Regions from separate parts of the Mus musculus genome. Here region 2 is linked to region 1. A link is a loop called in an ENCODE intact Hi-C map of the cell type or tissue named here. Cell type or tissue: heart. All regions are shown on one strand. Each heading gives the region's core, and the rest is flanking DNA. Links, peaks and the distances in the headings are about the cores only.

The links. Hi-C counts contacts between places; a loop is a spot of excess contacts. Peaks named below come from ENCODE experiments on the same cell type or tissue, not always from the same donor. Only the 100,000 strongest peaks of a DNase experiment are listed, where the experiment ranks them.
Region 2: it touches region 1 in a loop (2.1-fold over the local background); 2 of 42 quality-filtered maps call a loop at or near these places.

What each region holds. Positions count from the first base shown.
Region 1 is chr5:53,250,796-53,258,751 of GRCm38, reverse strand. No RefSeq gene overlaps it. Among named protein-coding and RNA genes, the nearest start is that of Gm30519, 7.9 kb to the right of the region's middle. In heart, for the core only: no CTCF peak of the experiment used is centred there; no DNase peak of the experiment used is centred there; H3K27ac peaks cover 441 bases.
Region 2 is chr5:52,883,132-52,891,087 of GRCm38, reverse strand. Gm30241 (a long non-coding RNA gene) reads right to left here and starts at 6,280. Exons shown (of 3, transcript XR_376955.4): 1 at 5,512-6,280; 2 at 4,858-4,993; 3 at 4,226-4,521. In heart, for the core only: a CTCF peak has its summit at 3,776 (motif pointing right); no DNase peak of the experiment used is centred there.

The DNA.
Region 1 (7,956 bases), core at 2,778-5,277:
TGGTGCTGCCCCCTTGCAGGCTGATCCTAGAGTGTCATAGGCGGCAAGGTCAGCTCACGTGCTCCATCCAGGGAAGCTCTAATCGAACCTCAGCTTCTCAGTTACAGTCCACGCCACCAGGAGCCCCCACGGATACAGAAATCAACACAATCGCCTCCAACACGTGGCGTGAATGAGGCTCCATGGCTGTGCTAATGTTTCGGAAAGCCGAAGGAAGTTTGGGTCTGGGGGAAGGTATATGTGCAAGGAGAGCGAGCGAGCGCGGGAGCCTGAGATAGGATGCAAGTCAAATATGTAAGGATCCCTAGGGTGCATATTTTCATCTCAATCACTAAGGAAAAAATTGGCTTGGACTCCTGGCAGGCACTTCTCCCTGCTTCCCAGGCATGTGAAGATTGAAAGCTTGCAGGGAGCAGACCGCCAGTGGTGTCTTGCGCCGGGTGCAGACAGACATCAAAGTTAATCCGCTCTCTGATCTAAGCAAAATGGTGGCGAGAGTTTCCTGGGACAGCAGCTCCACTAATTGTGGCACTGCAGCCCGGCGGATGTATTTTTAGAACACTGTGAATCCCCAAGAAGTGCGGTTACTGGCTGTGGGGAGAACAGGCTGGATGCTCGCGGTTTGTTACTGAGTGGTCTCGTGCAGGCTCCGCTGCCGACCTAGTGCTGTGGAGGGCTGGAGCAGTTAAGAGAGGCTTTTCGGTGATAGGGTACTAAGATACCCTGCAAATATTTCCAGTTTAGACTACTCACTCCTTGAGGGTTTGTTGTTGTTGTTGTTGTTTTGTTTTTGTTTTTGTTTTTTGTCTGCCCTTTCTGCAAAGATCTTTCCAGATATCTACCCTTGGCTTAGTTCCTTGTATACTAGCGTTTCTCAACTTGTGGGTCAGGACCCCTTTGTGATTCTTGAATGACCTTTTCATGGGGCAGGTGGGGGGATGTCGATTAACACCATCGTAAAAGACAGATCTCTACATTCATTACAGTAACAAAAATTTCACTTACGAGTTAGCTACACGAATACTTTTATGGTTGAGGATCACCACAACTGTATCACATGGTTGCAGTTTTAGATAGGTTGAGAACCACGGGTCTATACTGTGCCACCCTAACCACCCAGTTTCACCCTGTGTCTGCGACCCAGGCTTTCTACAGAATACAGTCTTGCCTACCTGATAGAAAGCTTCCAGTTTGAGACCACCTCAGTTCGCTCCTCACCACCTCTGTCCCTGACATGGTTTGTGACATTATCCCTCTCTGGCTTCCTGGCTGATCTTATATATGCCATTTCTAAGTGATATCCATCACTAAGCCATTTCACTCCGAGGATGGCTGTATTAGTCCATTTTCTTTTACTATATCAAAAAACCCCGAGCTGTCAACCTTAGAAAGGAAGGTGTTTATCGTCATTTTGGAGGCTGAGAGCCTAAGATTAGGAAAAAAAATGACTAATTTGTCTCCTGATGAAGGCAGCAATGGCAAGAGAGCATATGAAAGGATCATGTGACAGCCAGAAGCCAGAACGTGGGGAGAGGCCAGTTCTTGCTCTTCTCGAGCAACCTAATCTTGCAACAGTTACACCCTTCTCTCAAAAATGAATTCTTCCTTCCTAAATTCCTACTTGGATCATCTGTGTCTCAAAATTTACCACTGAAAAACCAAAACCAGTTTGGACTCCCTTTAAAGGTGATATCCTCTGTGTTCTAATTAGTCTAATACCCCCCCCCGGCCCCCCTGCAGCTCCACCTCTTAAAGGTTCCATCACCTTCCAACATGGCAATGCGAAGGAGCTGCCCCTCTCAGAAGCCTGCGATCCCACCTTGCTATATCCGAGCACCTCTGAGGAGCAAAATAACAGTTCTCCCCTGGGTTAGATGTGCTGACCCTGTGGCCATAACCAAGTCAGCAAGGAAGATGGGCCCAGAACACTGCCAAAACCCAAAAGACAAAGCTTGTCACCTCTTCCCCAGACAGTGATGGGCGGACCTAATTGGAGTCTGCCTCTGGGATTTCACCTCGAAAGCTGAAAGCCAGGGTGGGTGGGGGAGGGGCAGGAGCTGATGCAGGCTTCCAGAGAGGTGTGGATGGGAGTCAGAGCAAGCTGGGAAGCAAAAGCTGTCACGGAGCAGACTAGATGGTGAGGAAAGACCTGGGAATAGCAAACAGCGGTGGAGAACTGAGGAGAATTAGACCAAAGACCCACAAATCCCTCCTGCTGAGGAGGAACAAGATACCTTAAGCCCCCAGACTACTGCCTGGGATTCAAGTATTTGTTCACTCATTATTTGTGTTGTGCACCCACCGTATGCCAGGAGCTTCCAGCGTTGAACAGGCGCTGTGCAGTCATCACGGAATGGGCCCTTCTTGCTAGGGAAGCAACTAAAGACAGATATTTTTACCTTTATTAAAATGTTTACCTATGGTTATTTAGGCGGATGTAGGTGGGTCTGTGTGGGTTTATGTGCACCCCATGCACATAAATGCCTGTGGATGTAAGAAGAGGGCATCAGATACCCTGGACCTGGAGTGACAGGTCGTTGTGACTTGCCTGATGTGGGTGCTAAGAACCAAGGCCAGGTCCATCCAGTCCTTGCAGGTTCGTTTTAATTTAGTGTGTGTGTGTATATATGTGTGTATGTGTGTATATATATATATATATACACACACATATATATATATATACATATATATGTGTGTATGTGTGTATATATATATGTATATATATATATATATATATATATATATATATATATATATACACACACACATACACACACACACACGCGCGCGCGTACCATGGCATGCATATGGAGGTCAGAAGACAACCTGTGGGAGTCTGTTCTCTCCTTTTACCAAATGGGTTCTGGGGATCAAATTCAGATTGTGATTCTTGGTGGCACATATCGTTACCCAGTGAGCCATCTAACCATCCTATACATACATACATACATACATACATACATACATACATACATACATACGTTTTTGTTTTTCAGACGGTCTCTCTACATAGCCCTGGATGGCCTGAAACTCACTATGTAGACCAGGCTGTCATCAAACTCAGAGATTCACTTGCCTCAACCTGCAGAGTGCCAGGATGCACTGCTATACCTCTTGAAAACAGCTATTTTTCAAGGGAAATGATAAGAGCCGTAAGATCTAGGAAGAAGATTGAACAGGTGATGAGAATCTGATATAGGTTAAGAGTTGAATGAGGAGGAGGGAGTCCTGTGGAGAGCAGTCCAGGTGGGGAGACCACAGTGCAGACACTGGGCTGTGACCTGTGGGGAGAGCATGAGTGCAGACACTGGGCTGTGACCTGTGGGGAGAGCATGAGTGCAGACACTGGGCTGTGACTTGTTTGCTCCTTATGAATCCCTTCTCCCCAAAGAAGGTGGAAGAGACCAGAGAGGAAGTTAGGATATCTGGCAGCTGGGGCTACACATCACACAGTGGCCTTCACAGAGCATGTGAGGGGTTTCCGGAGTAGAGTACACAGCCTTCAACCCCATCTTCCTGGGAGGTCCAATCTTTCTGAAGTTCTTAATCCCCCCAGAGTCCTTTCTTCCCATCCGTAAGTCCAAGTGCTGTTTCCCACAAAGCCCCTTCACTCGAAAGGGCAGGAATGAGTTTTGATTCCTGACAATGAGAAGAGCTTATCCCAAAGCCACAGCAATTCGGAGTGACAGCCTTCTGGCCTTTGCTTTCTTGGCCTCATTCCACCCTCCCTTCTAGCAGCCTTCAGCTTCTGCAGGTGCCTCTGGTGCTCACTCAATTCTTCCCCACCCCCACTGCATGATGGCTTTCCCTTAAGAGCCTCTGTCACCTCACCATCCTGTCAAGCCATTCTTAGCCACCCCCTTTCTGTAATAGCTTGAAGACCACCTCTCCCCTAAAACCAATTCCCAATGTCTGTGGCTTCATATCTACTCCAAACTGACTGCTGAAAAATTAAAACCATGCCGGGTGGTGGTGGCGCGTGCCTTTAATCCCAGCACTTGAGACATAGAGGCAGGCAGATTTCTGAGTTCGAGGCCAGCCTGGTCTACAAAGTGAGTTCCAGGACAGTCAGGGCTACACAGAGAAACCCTGTCTCGAAAAACAAAACAAAACAAAACAAAACAAATTAAAACCATTGTTATCTTTTGCCATTCTATGGCTGGTTGGGAAGACCTTTTAACATTAGTTCTACATTTACTTAGTGTTCATGTGCAGTAGGGGGCATATTCATCATGGCATGGTACTTGGCACCATACCATGTGGGAATCAGAGGGCAGCTCTTGTAGTTATAGTTCTCTTCTTCATTATCTGGGTCCTAGGAATCAAACTCAGTCCATTGGCTTTGGCAGCAAGCACCTTTACCTGTTGAGCAATCCCTCCACCCCTGGCTGAGGACTCTGATCAATTCATGGTATGATTGAACTTCCCGTCAAGCTCACCCCACAGCTGACTGTTGGTTTTCACCTGCCGTGCCCGAGTGTCACTGTCAGATGGCAGCTTTCGTGGTGGCTTGCTTGTGAAAGGGAGCAGCCCAGGGGATCAGGAGACTGATGGGTTGGCATTGCAGATCGCCCCCAGTCAGTTCAACTGGCTACCACAAAGACCAGCTGCCAGGGGCTAGGGGCAGAACAGCTCTGAATGGAAGCAGAGACCCAGCATTTCCAGCTCTCTTCAACCTATCACAGCTTTTGCCATGATTTCCCACACGCCAACTATAGCCCAGGTCACCTCTTAAGCACCTCCATAGTTTGCATACTGAAGTTGAAGCCTCTGATGAGATACTACAGCAACCCATGCGTCCCGTTCGCTGGCTACAGGAGGTGTGCTGTTTAGATAGCTAGGCTTTTGTTTTTTCCAACTTGACATAAGCTAGGGACATCTGGGAAGAGGGAACTTCAGCTGACAAAAACGCCTCCATAAAAGCCAGCCTCTAGGCAATAATTGATATGGGAGGGCCCAATCTCATGCGAGTGGTGGTGCTCGTCCACAGCCTCGGTTTCAGTTCCTGGCCCCAAGCTCCTGCCTGGAGTTGCTGCTCTGACTTCCATTCGTGATAGACTGTAAACTGTAAGATAAAATAACAAGCCACTCTCTCCCCTAGTGGCCTTTGGTGACGGTGTTTATCACATCAACAGAAAGCACACTAGGACAGTAGCAATGAACAGTAGTGAGGCTGCTCTACAATGTACATCATAACATCTGTTACAGAGAATCTCTACCCGGACGGGATTGACATCCCCATTGTACAGAAAGGGAAACAGAGGCACAGAGAGATTAAGCCTTGCCTATGGTTATTTAGTAAGTGCATGTGTTCTTACTCGGTCTCTTCCTCTGCTGCAATACCACAAACTTGGCACAGATCACAGACAGAGCAGGTTAAACAATGGACATTCATCTTCAGAGTTGCAGAGGCTGGGAAGTTAAAGATCAGGGTGAGGGAGAGCCCAGATCTGGTGAGGGCTCCATTCCTGGCATGCTGATTTCTTTTCATAGCCTCATATGAGAGAAGTGGGATGAAGAAGTCTAGTGTGTAACTCTCTTTGTCTCTCTCTGTCTGTCTCTGTCTCTCTCTCTCTCTGTCTTTCTCTCTTTCTCCTCTCCCTCTGTATATGTGTGTGCACACGCTATGTTTTAAAAGTACTGCCAATCATAAGAGCTCCACCCTCATGACCTAATTAATGATCTCTTACAGATCTCACCTCCTCAGGACCACGTACTAGAGATTAGGTGTCCTAGTTGGATTTCTATGTTGTGATAACCATCATGGCCCAAAGCAATTTGGGGAAGAAAGGATTCTTTTGACCCTGAGCACAGCCCACCATGAAGGAAGGCAGGGCAAGAGGTCCAGGTGGGCATTTGGAGGTAGAGGCTGAAGCAGAGACCATGGAAGGACAATGCTTACTGACTTGATCTCTGTGGCTTGCTCAGTTTACTCCTTTTATACAACCTAGGACCACGTGCCCAGGGGTGACACTGCCTACAATGTGCCCGGCTCTCTCACATCAACCACTAATTGTGAAAATGCTCCCTCCCATAGACTTGCCTGTAATGAAGTCGGATGGAGGCATTTCTCGATTTGAGGTTCCCTCCCCCAGATGACCCTGGCTTGTATGAAGCTGACAAAAACCTGAACCAGCACGTGAGGACTTCAACATAAAATAAGATGAGGGTGGTACAGGGACACAGCAGGCAATGAGGCAAAGTCACACTATTCTGGTTTACTGAAGTGTCCCTGGGAAGGGCAGGAAGAGAGAAAGCAGTACCGGAGGCGAGTGATGTTAGGGAAGCAACACCAACTGCTCCAAGAAGGGACAATGGGCGGTCCCCTACCCGCAGTTCCAGCCCCGAGGCCCTTAGCAGCCCTCTAAACAGAGAGCAGCATAAGTAGGGGCTTAGCAGGGAGCAGGAGTATTATTGGATCCGAGAGACTGATGTAAAAGTTCCCTCCCAAATTCCAATTTCCTATCTGCCAAGATAAGTGATAGAGGCTCACAGTTGAGCAGCACACCCGCTCGGGCCAGTGCCCCTCTACTCAAGAGTTTCTGGATTGCTTCCTCCCAGCTAGAATGTGGATTTCCTCACTGTCAGGAGCCGCGGCCATATTCCTGCTCAGTGAGAGCCTACTTGGAAAAGATTCCATTTTTATCCTGGAGCATCAATCTGTGTTCAGCAGGCTGCTCTCTACAGAGAAGCAGACCTGAAGTGGACACTTCATATCCAAGGAGAAGACAAATCCGATTCCAGCATGTGCTACATTGAATAATAACCTTTAACACCTCTGTCCTTTATGCACATAAAGACATGGTTGCCCGAAAGCCTGGGGGAAGAAAAAAAAGGAAAACAAAAGGAAAGGGGAAAAAAGGCTATATTAATGGCTACAGTCAGCAAAAAGTAGACACAGAGACTGTTCCCCATTGTCACCAGTAGCCTTCACAGTCTTAGGACTGTCTCCAACCTTACTGTATCCATCATGTCCTTGAAGGATATCTGTGAAAGGTAGCTCCATGCTTGGATGTTAATGGGCAAGCGAGCAAGCGTGCCTTTGACATTTCAAGGACACAGTTATGCAGCCCCTGTGCACCCTGGACGTTAGCAAAATGTTTTCCTGCTCAGCCAGCTTTCTTAACCCTTCAGGGTCAATTCTTGCTTGTGCCATGTCCACTCCTCAGTCCCAGGGAGGCTAAAATGGTCCATCAGCTTTTCCGAAACACTACCTTAACTTGGGAATTCGGAAACTAGAGAACCCTGCCGAGTGCTATATAAACCCTTGCTAAAAATGTCATCTACCCATGTATTTAAGGTTTATTAGAACTGTCATGAGAGACATCACAAACACACTGCCATCCCATGTGGACTGTCAGTCACACCAAATATTTCTGTCTCTGCCCTGTCTCCACCCCATAGCCAATCTCCACATTGCTGCCAGGCTACACTTTTAGATACTGAAGTCAGAGAGCTGGGGATGAGGGCTCACTCTATAAGGTGCTTGTCACTAAAGCACAGGGACCCAAGATTTTAAAGGAAAAAAAAGAGAGACCCTGGCACCCATTTGTGATCCCAGCACTGGGGTGGTGGAGTCTAGTGGATTTTTAGGGTACTGTGCTAGCCAGCCTAGCCTCTAAATCAGCAAAAGACCTAGTTTTAAAAAAGAGAAAGAGAAAAAATGAGGTAGACAGTTCCTGAGGAATGACACCCAAGGTTTTTGACCTCTGATCTACATATGCATGTGCACACACACACACACACACACACACACACACACACACACACAGATTGAGATCAAACTTAGAATCTTTTATTCAAATATCCTAGAGACTCCGCCCTCATTCTGGACCATATCCTGATATCTTATTTCCAAGATGCTTCTAGATGGTTTGTCTCTGTCTAGATCTCCACACCAATGAAGACCCAGCCTCAGGGCTTTGACATTACATCTCCTTTGTCTGAAATGTTTAT
Region 2 (7,956 bases), core at 2,773-5,272, 370 kb after region 1:
CATCAACCACCCCCACCTACCCACCCCCTCAGGGAATTCCAAACATCACACAATTGCAGAAATTACCTGCAGCTGGCAAAACCATGCTTCTGCTAGAGCACGAGGCAAATCATAGTCAGCTGCTGTGTCTAAAGCAGCCCCACAGCCCACACTTGGGATTAAAATGAAAGCACATCCTTATAATTTGTCTCTGTTTTTTAAAGGAGTCAAAATTCCAGAATTCCCAAAATGTCACTACACCAATCCACTGCTCAGAAAAAATTTCTCCTCCAGGATTCTCAGCCTTCCTGGATTATCATGGCCTAGCCCCTCTGTGCTTACATCATCCTGAGGGCACAGGATTGTGAAGTAGCTGTGTACTCTACTGGCTCTCCTGGCCAGACCAGGAGCCCTGGAGCTAGGGCCCAGACTCTCTCACCTATAATATTACCAGCACTTGGCCCGAGGAGATGCCAGAATGAATGTACACAATTCATTCCTTCACTATTTCCTGAACATGTACAACGGAGGAGTCCAGGTACACAAGTCTTGTGGAAACAGAAAGCTGAACTCCCTGCCATCTACAAGTTCCTCCAGAAGACAGAGGATACAGAGTGAAGGAAAACCATCAACGTGACAGTTACATCACATTGTCACCACCAGGGAAAGGGGTCCTCTCTGCCTGCTCACTGCTGAACTGGCCCTCTCTAGCCTGTCTGCTCACTCAGTGTCTGCTCACCGAGTCAGTGACCCACACAGCAATGCACAAGTGACTCTTCCCACACAGAACTGACAGTCCTGACCTGTACCTAGCCCGCATGTGGCTCAGGGGGGACCATGTTGGCCACTGTGGCTATTTCTGCACAGGACTTCTGTGAGACTGCTTTCTCCTGAAGACCCAGCTTTGAATCTCGCCATGTCTCCTGCCTGAGGCAGAGTTGTGCAGTAAAGGAATCCCAGTGGTGGTGGCTTCCTGCTTGAGGTTTCCTCCTGCGAGGACTAGGTAAACCAGTATAGCCACAGGGACCAGCCCACCCCCGTGTTTTTGAAACAGGTATTTCCTCTAAATTGAGAAGCTGAATCACAATGGAAGCCTAAGGAGCCCTAGACGGGCCATGATACGTGGTGGTTCATGCTTATAATCCCAACAATTGGGAAGCTCATCAGGAGACCGTCTCCTGTTCTGGGGCCAGCCTGGGCTACAGAGATCCAGCCTCATACAAACAAACAAAGAATAATGACACAAAGCCAACAAGGAGGCCTCAGAGGCTGAGGGCTGGCCCTGAGCATGGCTGCTTCCTCCAGCTCTTCCAAACCTTCCCTCCCAAAGCCACACAGCGAGCTTAGGAGTGGACACAATGGTGATGAGGAGAGAAGGCCGGCTGCCCATGGCTCTCCCAACTTGGTCTCCAGGGTGAGGGGCAATGATGAAGGCTGTAAACAGACACTGTCTCATGCAAGTCAAGTCTTCTCTCTCTCTCTCTCTCTCTCTCTCTCTCTCTCTCTCTCTCATTTTTCTGTGTCTCTGTCACTGCCTGTGTCTGTCTCTCTGTGTCTTTATCTCTCTCTTTTTCTCTGTCTCTATTTCTCTCTGTCTCTCTCCCTGTCTCTGTGTCCTTCTTGGTCAGTTTGTCTCTGTCTCTGTTTGTTTCTCTCTCTATGTCTCTCTGTCTCCATTTCTCTCTGACTCTCTTTCTGTTTGTTTGTGTCCTGGTCACTGTCTGTGTCTGTCTCTCTGTGTCTTTCTCTCTCTCTTTCTCTGTCTCTCTTTGTGTCCCTCTCAGTCAGTTTGTCTCTGTCTGTCTCTGTCTCTGTCTCTGTCTCTCTCCCCTACCCACCCAACCACCCAAGAATGAATCTAGGACTTCCCACATACTAGGCAAGTGCTCCACCATTAAAGCTGCATCTTCACACCCCCCCCCTTTTTCCTACACTACCTAAACTGTCCTGAAATTTCAAGCAAGCTCCAGGCAAGCTTTGAAGCTGTCACCCTCTCACCTTAGCCTCTAAGGTATCTGGGAATACAGGCCTGTTCCACCAGGCCCAGCTTCCCTGTCCTCTCTATAGGCAAAGCAGAATGGTTCAAGCTCAGGCAGATCACTGTCTGAGACCAAAACATCCATATAGAAAAGAACCTGGGGTGGCCAGCCATTTCGGCTACAGGCCCACACCTACATGTGAATTACCAACAGGACAATGTAATGAAGTGCAGGCTCCGTCTGTCTGCTTACCCTTAGGATCAGTCCTGTTCACAGAGCATCCATCTTGCCTCCAGAGTCAGCATCTTGACCCAGGTGGACTTAGAGATGCAACCGCCCTCCATGAAGATTTCCAAGCCTGTCTCTGTATCTTTGCATGCTACTCCCCAGCTGTCCATCACCAGGGCAACCGGACTTCTCAGGCAAGGGAGGCAGGTGGGGTGCTGTTGAGTAGAGTGTTGCAGTCCCACACGGATATTTCAGGCTGCCATCCTGGTCATCTCAGCTCTCAGTTCTGCTGCATCACTGGCCGGGGCTGGTTGGCGCTGGACCCACAGCTACATCTCACAGAAGCACCGTGGGCAGGAGAACTGGTCCCTAAATCAGAATCACTTTAGATGACTGTATTCGAGTCATTCCTGGGACCAGATTGATTTCTTAAATGGTGGGATATCTATGGTGCCTTCTCTATAAAGAAAGTCAAGAAACCATGGGCAAAGGGCTGGGGTGATGGCTCAGTCAGTAAATGTGCCTTGCAAGCATGAGGGCCAAATTCGAATCCCTCCAGAACCTGTTCCAGAGAGCCAAGTTGTAGCAGTGCGCATGTGTAATTTCAGTGCTGGGGAGGTGAAGACAGGCAGATTCTGGAGGGTCACTGGCCAGCCAGCCTAGCTCACTAGGTGAGTTCTCGGCCAATGAGAGACCCTGTCTCATGAAAATGAGGTGGATGGCACTTGAGGGACAAAGGCAGTGACCACCCGCTCTATACGCATGCGCATGTCTTGCGCTTGCGCGAGCACACACAAACAAGCGTACACAGAGAAGGGTAGTCTAAGTCACGTTTTCTCAAAGTGCCTCTGTTATTAAAGTTCCTCCCATGGAGGACACACGGACGACAACAACACCTCCTCCTCCTCCTCGTCCTAGTCCTCCTCCTCCTCCTAGTCCTCCTCCTCCTCCTCCTCCTCCTCCTCCTCCCAGGGTCCCAATGACAACGCAAAGTGATTCCACTAACGTTCGCTCTGGGTAAACCAATGACTGGTTAGGATTACTTACAGAGCAAGGAGTGGGGAATTAAGGACAGGAGCATGGGTGACTTTAAAACAGTCACAGGAGAAAGTCTGCACTCAGAAGGGATAGTGGCTCATCCAAAGCTACGAAGACCAAGCCCCCTTCTCTCATCCTTCCCCATGTGTGTCTTCTATTCTCTATCCCCAACATCATTCATAGGCTTGTTGGGCGAATCACAGGTCAATATTGATAACAGACTTAGGGGGGATGGATAGGCAGTATTAAAATATATATTGAGTGCTGGTTAGAGATGACATTCAGTGGTAGAGCAGTTTGCCCACCATGGGTAAAGTCCTGGCTTCAATTCCCAGAGCTGCACTCTTGAGGAAAAGAGACAGACAGACAGACAGACAGACAGATGCACGCATGGACTAGAATTTGGTACTTATTCATCAAGACATCCACAGTGGAATGTGAATACACAGTCCCACGAAGGTAGAGAAGCCAACGTGGGCAACTCTTCTCTGGACTGAGAAAGATTAAGTCCCTTAACTGCTGTTTCAACCGAGTTCCCAGTTGGTGCTCCCACAGATGACCACTAGAGGGAGTCTCTCTCTTTCTCCCCGTACACAGCTCCTCAGGAAATTCATCTCAGTTCTTAGTAACCCGGGTGGCTCTCTCTCCGGTCTCTCTCCAAGTGTTTACCACGAAGCATGGTCACATTGATTCACACCAACGTTCTGGAGGACACCCACGTGATACAGTCTAGGAGTCTTGTTCCGGTTCGATTTCTCTGCCAGTTAGCACTTGGGAGGCAGAGGCAGGCAGATTTCTGAGTTCGAGGCCAGCCTGGTCTACAGAGTGAGTTCCAGGACAGCTAGGGCTATACAGAGAAACCCTGTCAAGGGAAAAACAAAAACAAAAACAAACAACAACAACAAAACAAAACAAACAAACAAAAAAAAGAATTCAAAGACAGGAAAATTCTGCGGCGCAACAGGTAGCAAAAGAGAAACCTCAAGCACTGAAGACCCAGAGGCTGGAGAAAGGCATTTATTGAGGGGGGAGAAAGCACAGGTGACGACTGAGAAAAAGACCCTCTGAGAAGCCAACGGAGCGGGGGTGGTGGAGGCGCCAGGGGGACGACTCGAAAATCCAGAAGCCCAGTCTCGTCCTGAGGGCTGGGGTTTTAAAAGCTCCGGAGAATTTTCCCCTCCCACCTTACAGTTGGTCAATTTGAAGACAGACAAGATGGTTGCTTGGTCAGCAACTATTGTGTTCCTATGTTCTGATCCAGTCTTGAACTTGCTGAGCCAGTCCGTCAGCAGGGGACCTGTTGGTGGGATACAAAAGCTGCCTGGTTTTTTGTGTCAAGTAAGGAGGCTGAGGAAGGATTACGTCTTGGGAACTTCTCCATCTTTATTTCCTACTACTCTCTCCCCATCTTTCTGCCTAACAGGGAGTCTGTCTAACTCTTGGTCTCTCACGCGGAATCAGGCAGATTAGATGACTCCTTTACAGAGTACAGTCTACAGTGAGGGTGCCGGATCAGCACTGCCTCAGCTAGGTAAACAAAATTAATAACGTCATAACAGGAAATGCTATAGGTGAGGGCCATGTGGGATCAGTTGCTGTGATGTTCTGATGTCAGATGTGAACGGTAGCTCACACAGGATGATTGGCAGCTTCGAAGGAGCCTTGAGTCGAAACATAAACTGAAGCTCCGTCCCCTGAGGCTCCATCTCCTTGACATCTCTCTTGATGTAGAAAGAAGAGGAGAAACCAATGCAAAAGACCAAGGGTGTCTGTGGGAATAAGAACACAGGGGTGACGACCCCCCACCTTTCCTCCTTACATCTGCAAAATGGGTATGGGAATACTCTCTATAAACTGTACTCTTTAAAGAAGTCATTTAATCTGCTTGGTTCTGTGTGAGAGACTAGGAGTTAGACAGACTCCCTGTTAGGCAGAAAGATGGGGAGAGAGTAGTAGGAAATAAATGAGATGAAACAGAGTTGGCACTGAGAATAGTGTATAGCAATGACCAGAAACTTGGAGCAGCTAAATTACCCTTCTTGCAGCTAGAGAGATGGTTTAGTTGTTAAGAGCATTGGCTGTTCTAGAAGACTTGGGTTCCATTCCCAGCATGCACATGGCTGCTCACAACCATCTGGAACTCTAGCTCTATGGTGCCCTCTTCTGGCCTCTGTGAGTACCACACTCATGTAGTACACATACACACACACACACACACACACACACACACACACACACACACACAAAACACCTATACACATAAAATAAAAAATAAATGTATAAATACTTGTCCTCAAGTCTCCTCTCCCTCAAGGACACATGTCGAGGTTCTGGAAACAACGCAGCAGTAGAGGGGACATGCCATGTTCCCGAAGGCACCTCTGGAGGCCCTTCTAGGGAGCAGACCTGTGTGCTCAAGGCTCTGTACCCCTCACTGCCTCACACAGTGCTGCCCTTCTCTGCAGAAATAAGACATTGGGACTAGAGAGGAGTTGGTGGGAGGTGGGCAGGGCTCAGTAGTGGGTGGACAGTCTTGTGTCCAACAGCATCCTCCCCACCTCTCTAGGACCCTGAGCACATCTCAGTTTCCTCATCGGCAGAAGCAGAAGCTCAGAAAGTGCTTAGAAGAGTGAGTGGAGACTCAGGCAGGTGATGTTGAAGTGCCTTGTCCACAGTTAAGTCCTTAGACTGTAGGCTAACAACACTTTTCCTTTAGCACATAAAGTATTTGGAAGCACTAAAAGAGACGCAACGTGACAGGCACTGTTAGCCCTGCTGGGAGAGTTTAACTGGGTGCTGTTCACTGTGGAGAACGACTGGGCAGTAAACCATGAGGCTGCATTTTTGTAGCTTCCTTGGTCTGACAATTCCACTCTGAAATCAATGTAACAGAGGGACACCTCCCTTCTTCGTTGTATTGGATTTACTCAGGGATGGACAGTCCGTGGAGATCCGTGTACTGTGGTATTGAGTGATGAATGTAGCTGAAGCAAGGGGATCTTTTTTAAAGGCAAACTGAGAAAAAGTGTATGTTAATTTTTTTAACATAAGAGCTCTTATAGATTCATAAGAATCTGCCCCGGAAGAGAGCCTGTCAAACAGGCAGACAGTAGATGAAGGACGTGATCCAGGGACGTGGCTCCTCACTGCTGGACTATTTGCTATAATTCAGGGGGCAGGAGGGAGGGTGAGTCACTATCTTCAGTTGTATATCCACTGGTGACACACACACACACCCAAGGCTCCAGTGGGTAGCTCCAATCCAGTGCTTGCACCGAAGCCCCTGATAAAACTAAATGAGTCACAAAACCAAAGCAAAACATGAATCTGGGAAAGGATCTAGCAGGGATGTGGGGTTGGGAGTAGAGGGAGTAAGGATGGAAGGAGGAAAAGAAGGGCGGCGTACCCACACAAGTGTTTCCTGCACGGTCTACAGTGCCCTTTGGGCAATTTTAGTGTCCTAGTGCAATCCTGTGGGGGTAGTTCTGTCAGCAGGCTTATGGGCACGAGACTCCATCCTTGTCATCATTGTGACAGCACACTGCAGGAACAATGGGTTCATGGTTGCAGAGCCTTAGTTCTAGGCATGGTGGCACTGCCTGTGGCAGGAGAGTCTGGGGAAAGCCCATAGTCACAGAGAGTAAGGAGAAAGGCCCTCACAGTGGACCTGCTCACAGGAACGAGGAGGCAGAGGCGTGCCATTCTGCGCGCTCTCTCGCTCCACCCCCACCCCCACCCCCGTTATTCTGTCTGGATCTCCAGACCACAGAATCTTGCCATTCACCTTCAGTTAACCCCCTTTAAGACCTGCAGAGACGCACCTCTGGTCTCCTGGGTGATTCTAAATCTGGTCAAGTTGACAGCGAAGATTCACCATACAGTGCCCTCCTGGCCTGCTTATCTGTTTATTTGGTTAAGGCATGACAGTTTGACCAATACTCTAGTGAAACTCTCACAAGCACACAAGAGATGGGCATAAGGAAATGTTAATTGAAGTATTTATTCACGGTGCCCCAAACTTGCAATGGTCCACATGGTCACAGGCAGAAGTCTGGGCCAGAAGCTTGTAATGTGTAAGGTCACTGGAGGACCCTGCAGAGGGCAGGTTCAGAGGGACTGTAACTGTCCTCTGTGTCACTTTGAGTAAGGCTCTCAAAGCAGATACTGAATGACACACACAGGTAAGCTTCAGAAGGCTAGATGGGTGTAGTGACATAACAGTGGACAAGTATGTATCCTAACATAAGTGTGTAAAGGTAGCATGAGTGAGAAATGTCCCCATAGGTTTACGTATTAGAACACTTGCTCTCTGGCTAGTCGTGCTGTTTGGGAAGGTTAGAGAATCTTTAAAAGGTGATCCTTGCTGGAAGATGTACGTCACAGTAGGCGGGCTTTGGGAGCTCATAGCCCCGCCCACTTCCGGTTCTCTTACTCTGTGCTTTAACCACGACACAGACACATAAAAAAAAAATACATGATCTTATACATGATATGGAGACAATGCATATAGTCACAGTGTAAGCACGTGCCTGGGGATTAGCATGTCCAGAGAGACGGATGAAAGAAAGGACTGAGAAAGGTTACCAAGGGGACTTCAGTCGCGTCTAAGATCTTGTCTTCTTTTGGATATATGTATAGGTATTTGCATGTGCACACGCATTCTATGGCACATGCACATGGAAATCAGATGGCAGCCTCTGGGAATAGGTTCTCTCCTTCTACCATGTGGGTC